Linked DNA regions of Homo sapiens: region 2 is linked to region 1. The links are chromatin loops, found by intact Hi-C in ENCODE. Cell type or tissue: GM12878. All regions are shown on one strand. Links, peaks and the distances in the headings refer to the core of each region. The heading gives the core; the rest is flanking DNA.

What was found. Peaks named below come from ENCODE experiments on the same cell type or tissue, not always from the same donor. Only the 100,000 strongest peaks of a DNase experiment are listed, where the experiment ranks them.
Region 2: it touches region 1 in a loop (5-fold over the local background); 8 of 110 quality-filtered maps call a loop at or near these places.

Annotation. Positions count from the first base shown.
Region 1 is chr14:96,273,894-96,276,807 of GRCh38, forward strand. No RefSeq gene overlaps it. Among named protein-coding and RNA genes, the nearest start is that of BDKRB1-AS1, 6.8 kb to the left of the region's middle. In GM12878, for the core only: a CTCF peak has its summit at 1,812 (motif pointing left); a DNase peak (open chromatin) is centred at 1,799.
Region 2 is chr14:96,055,574-96,058,487 of GRCh38, forward strand. The region is part of intron 1 of C14orf132 (chromosome 14 open reading frame 132); the gene reads left to right. Among named protein-coding and RNA genes, the nearest start is that of C14orf132, 18 kb to the left of the region's middle. In GM12878, for the core only: a CTCF peak has its summit at 1,280 (motif pointing right); no DNase peak of the experiment used is centred there.

The DNA.
Region 1 (2,914 bases), core at 260-2,759:
TCTTGGAGGTGGTAGGACTGAAACTGAATCACAGGTTCAATCACTCGCCGCTGGCAGAGTCCAATTAACAAGAGCAGGGCCTGGTATAAAGAAAGTGATTTATTTCCAAAGCTTCACTTAGGGGAAGAAGTACAAGCTCCTGCCTTAAGGGTACTGCTTTGCTTCCGGGGCAGAAAGCAGGGGCTGTTAAAGTGGGACTTGGCATGAATGGCACGCAGGGGAGGGAGCGGGCAGGTGGGGGTCTACATGATTCTTCCTAGTTCTGCCTGCAGTGGTGCCAGCTCAACCATCTGGCAGAGCAGAACTAGGTTGTAACGTGGCCCGTTGTCTCGAGATACTGTCCAGGTGGGAGAGAGTTTTCTAGCGGGCATACTTGAGGTTGTAAATTGACTAATGTCTCTCGAGGCAGTCTCCTGGTGGGAGAGGGGCTGGGCTCTGGAGCTTCTAAGCAAGTACATGGTTAGATAAGCTTGCCCTGTAATGAGTGTCTGGTGAAGGGAAGGTTATAAATTGCATTTCTAAAGAGCTAAGTAGGAAGTGGGGAACAGGGGGGAAGGGGGAAAAAGAAGAAAATAATAATTTAAAAAATCCAGCTCACTCTCTTTCTCTTAGAAAAATAGGTCTTCAGCCCTTGAAGAATTGGACTTTATGAAATGAAGGAGGGAGGCCATGGTGCTGGGAAGGAAAGAGTGAGCAAAGGGAGGCTTGGAGGCAGGCGCTGATGGGATGGCAGGGTAGCAGGAGGATCACACAAACTGCAGCTGGAATGATGACATAGCCAACCATGCACAATCAGTCCTAACCATCTCTGGCATGCATTGCACGTACAAGTATTTGCTAACATCATTAGAGCAGAATCTCTCTGTAAGTGCAATACGTGGCGTCAGCTCCTAACAAGTCGCTATTATTGATTTTGGGGTCTTTCCCTGGTGTTTCACAACACCCCCAGCCAATGCCTTGTGGCTTCTTCCAGTGTGATTTTCCCTTCACTGTCCTACAGCCAACCTTGTGGCAGGGAAAATGTAAGCCTGGGGAGCGGTGAGAAAGGAAGAATGGGATTCATCCATCATGAACAAAATGCCAACGTTCTTAGAACGATCAGGATCCAGTGGGACCAGGGTGACCTTGAGGGAAGTAAATCAAGCATGGAGATGCCATGTCAAATCATGTCTTTATTTAAAATTTTGAGGTTTCGTTCATCATGGATGTTTTTGCATTACTTTTTATTTTTTAAAACTTTGCATTATTGTTTGATGACAGATGTGCTCCCACCTTAGACTTTGCGCCCAGCTGAGAGCCTCACTTGCCTCACCCTAATCCCACCCTGAGTGGGAGGGTGGGGGCTGCATTTCCAGCAGAGGGATCTGGCAGAGAAGCTTCTGCAGGCTTCTATTTCACACTCATCTGTAGACAATCCTCAGAGAAGGCCACAGAAGCTCTTTATCTGTATACAAAGCACATTTCTATTCTCTCATGCCCCAAACATGGGCTTTATCAGTCTGCCGTGAAAGTGCCACCAGGGGCAATTTTCATGTTGAGAGAGGGCCTGGTGTGCTGGCCCCCAGCCCCATGTTTACAGCGAGAAATTAACCATGGAATAAAATGATGTTTTTCTTTTTAATCCACGCAGTGTCCTTGACTAAGAGGAAGCTGTCACCGACAAGCCTCGTGAGAGAGTTAGGATAGTTAGGATGTTTCCAAGTCCTTCCCACCGCGCGTGGGGTCGGAATTTGCACGGGCTCGGGTGCCATGCTTGGTAGGGGGTGATTTCCAAACCAAAGTTCCACTGAGAAGAGGGCGGGCGCCCCCTGCTGGCATCAGGGGCAGACTGCTCTTTCCCCAGACATGATTCTGCACCCACTTTCTCTCAAAGCAAACCCTTACATGGGATTCACTACAGATCCGTTCCAAAGCGAAACAGAACACAGAAACAGGACAAGGCCTCTTGAAAGGGGTTGTTTAAAGATCTCTTCAAAAAAATTTAAAAATAAACCTGTTTTGTGGGCATGTCAATAGATACAACTTCCATGGGAAGGCAGTTGACAATAGCTACCCAAATTTCAAATGGTGTCCCATATTGACACAGTGTTACCCCTTATGGTGATTTATCCATCAGATATACTTATCAGAAATGGAGAAGCAGCAAAGTTAAGTGGCTCAAAGTGAACCTTTAGGGCGGAGATTTGGCTGAAATTCCAGTTCATTGGCACCAAAGCAAATGGAAATAAAGGCTGGGCCACGTTAAGATTGCTTTCCAAATAGAACGCGGTATGGACAATTAAGAAGAAATTAAAACGGAATCTGGTGTCAAGAAAATAGTTATGTCCTGAAAGAGTGGGAGTTGAGGGGGAGTAAAACTTTAAGCTGAAATGGAGGCGTGAGGGAAACTGTATTTGGCCTTTGAAGTGTTTATTATTAATGGAAGGAGGATTTCTGTCTACAGCATTAGAACATTGATACTGTATTGAAAATAGCATAGATGTTGGCATTTTTTTCACTTGTCTTTTACTAAATGCTAAACAGTTTATGGAGGGATTGCCTTGAAGTCTCCATCACTGAAAATAACTGGGCCACATCTGGGCTGACAAAATGTTCACGTTAAGAGTTCTGGAAGTCAAGTGAGTACTTTGCACTGAGCAGTTGTGTTTTCCCCTATACTTCAGTGGAATCCAAATTTGAAAGAATGGTTCGTCCTCTTCTGGTAGCCTTAGAAATTCTTACAGTAAGGATGCACTAGTGTTCATTTTTCTCAGTTATTCCAAATCTCAAAAAACTTGGCCTCCAACACCCTTTTTGAAACTGATTTTTAAATACGACCCTTGTTGTATCTCTAAGATTAAATTTCCTTGTAAGTAGGCAATCCTAAATATCAGGCTAAAAAGGAGCTGGCTCCCCCACCTACCCCGAGGCCACC
Region 2 (2,914 bases), core at 109-2,608, 220 kb before region 1:
GGCCACTGCTGAGCTGTATCACCTTGGGCAAACTCCTGAACCTCTCTGATCCTCCGTTTTCCGCAGCCTGTAAGAGGAGGTATAATTCCTATCTTCCAGAAGTTCTGTAAGGGACTCTCTGAAGTAGTGTTCATGAAGCCTCCTCACCGTGCCTGGTACAGAATAGACCATGGAGAGGAGGCAGCAGGGCCAAGATCACTGTGATTTAGAGCCCATCCTTCTGACCACTTAAATCTCTTTCCTTCACTATCCCTCCCCGACTTAGTCCTCTGGCTCCTGTTTCTTCCCTGCCAAGTGGGGCAGAATCACCTGGGTAGCTGGTGTTGCAAGGCTTGGAGCAGAGATCTCAGAGCCCGGGTCGCACCTAGGCTCTGGGACTGGGTGGTACTTTCTAAGCTTAGCCTCAGTGTCCTTTGTTACAAGGAACCCACCCCCTGGGATTTAAGAAATAATTAAAGGAGATAAAAAACATGAAATGTTTGGAATGTTCCTGCAAGGGACAGGTGCTCAGTAAAGACTTTATGATGCAATTTGGATAGCTTGAGCCTCTCAGAATGCGGTGTAGGCCATTCTAGCTGCTCCCCAGAGGGAACTTATTAGAAAAAGCAAGACAATTTGCAAGCCTCTTGCAGCTCACTCAGCATGCTGGTGGCATGCAGCAGCAATTGGCTGTACATTCAGCATTCACGTGACATGGCCCTCTGTGAGCTTCTGGCTTGGGGAATACAGAACTGCCCAGGGCGGCCTGCAAGGGGGTCAGGGTGGTCAGCTGGGCCTTTTTGGCCTTGACAATACTGCTCTCACATTGTGCGACCTTAGGGAGAGGAGAGTGGTGAGGAACCTCCTCCTTCTCGCTGGGCTCCGCTGAGGAACTCAGCACTGCATAGTGGTCAAGGGTTTCAGAGGAAATCAGACTGACTTAGGTTTGAATCCCGAGTTTGAAACCAGCTGGGTGACTTGAGCACATCACCCATCTTCCTGAGCTCAGTTTCCTCTACTGTAAAGTGGGGATAATGACCTCTCCTGGCTCGTGGAGGTGTAAGGATTAGGTAAGGCCATGTGTGTGCAGAGGCTGGCCAGGAAATGGTGCCTATGATGACGTTGCACTATTTTCTGTTTTTTTTGGTCTGCAAAATGCAGGTTGAGTGGGTAGACCCTAAGATCTCTTATTTCATGGGGAGATGGAAAAACTCCTGGAGTTGCAGTCAGAAAACCCCGGTCCAAATTCTTTATAGCCTCACACAATTTATCTGCACCTCACCTGTAGATGGTGCCAGCTCCCCACGCCTCCTTCTGTGATGTATGGCAAAAACACTGGTCACCATACCTGACAGAGGACTTTGGTAGGTGCTCAAGGTCCCTCTCAAGCTCCAGGGTTGTCAATGACCAGGGCCGCTGGCCTCAAAGTATGCTCCATCTAATCAGGGCTATAGCCAGTATGAAGGTAACTCAAGCATCAGACACTTAATGGGGCTCACAGGCACACCTACAGGGTTTTGCTGTGGTTTGAATGTTTGTCTCCTGCAAAACTCATGTTGAAACTTAATCCCCAATGCAATGGTATTATCCCAGTCAGGAAACAAATGGGCTTTTAGGAAGTGATTAGACCGTGAGGGCTTAACCCCCTCATGAATGGATTAATGCCATCTAAAAGGCCTTGAGGCGGTGAATGCACTCCTTCTGTCCCTTGCACTTTGTGAGGACACAGCCTTCCTCACTCCAGAGGGTGCAGCAGCAAGGCACAAAAGCAGAGAGCAGAGAAGCCTTCAGCAGACACCAGAGCTGCCTGCACCTTGATCTTGGACTTCCTAACCTCCAGAACTAGGAGAAATAAAATTCTATTGTGTATAAATTGCCTAGTCTGTGGGATTTTGTTATAGCAGCACAAACAAGCTAAACGAAGACCGGTTCCAATGGCTGGAGCTGCCTGTCACTCTGTTCTGATGCTGAGGATTAGACCTCAGGGCATCTACTGGAATGGTTCAGGCTGAAGGAGCTCATTGAACCCCAGTGGCACACAGGGTGAACCGGCCCAGCAGCAGACTCCTTTTTGCCAAACAATGCAGGAGTGATGTCTTCTGCAAAAGTGGAATCTGTTTGGCCTCCTGCTGATGAATGATGTCTATTGGTCCTTGGAAGTAGAGTCCATTTTTTATACTTTTGGTCAGGAAAATCACGTGGTGCTAGTAGACATCCTGGGAGAGAATCCTGCAGGCCTCCTGCATTGTACCTGGAAGGAAGCTCAACTCCACCCCTGGATCCTTTGTGGAGAACCATGTGGAGGCACTGAAATTCCTTCACGTCTCTTGGTTCCTGTCGCGGAGGTTGGAGAAGTTAACCTTAGGTGCCATTGGTCCCTTGAGTCACCATAACCATAACTGACCATACTGACCATGCTAACGCCTGCCTTGCTGTGTGCTGGGCTCTCCGTTGAACGTGTTACACAGAGCAGCACAGCTAAGCCTCACCACCATGCTCTGAAGTCGAGATTACAATTAAGCCCAATTTTCAGGTGAAGCAACTGAGGCTCAGATTTGAACCAGCCACCTGGCTCCCACGTGCTGTGTCTCATGGCTCACTTCCTCAGCTCAGGGTCTCCACTCTCCTCCCTGCCCGCACTTCGTGAGGCACATCCTCCTCACTCGGTCACTGTACACCTCTGTCTGTGTCCAACTTACTCACAAACACAACTTGTGGCTCCTGGAAGTAACTGCCTTCTGTGACCTGATGCTATTTTATTCCATTGGAATAAAGATCCTTAATGATGCCATTTCTACCTCCCCTCTTCCCTAACTCCCACCTCAACTCACCTCCCCCTTCTTTTAAGAATCTTGTGAACATTGGCTTATTTATACTTATGCACCATCTCAGGCCTCCCGGGGAAGGTTTTAATCATCTACCTTCTTGCTGGAGA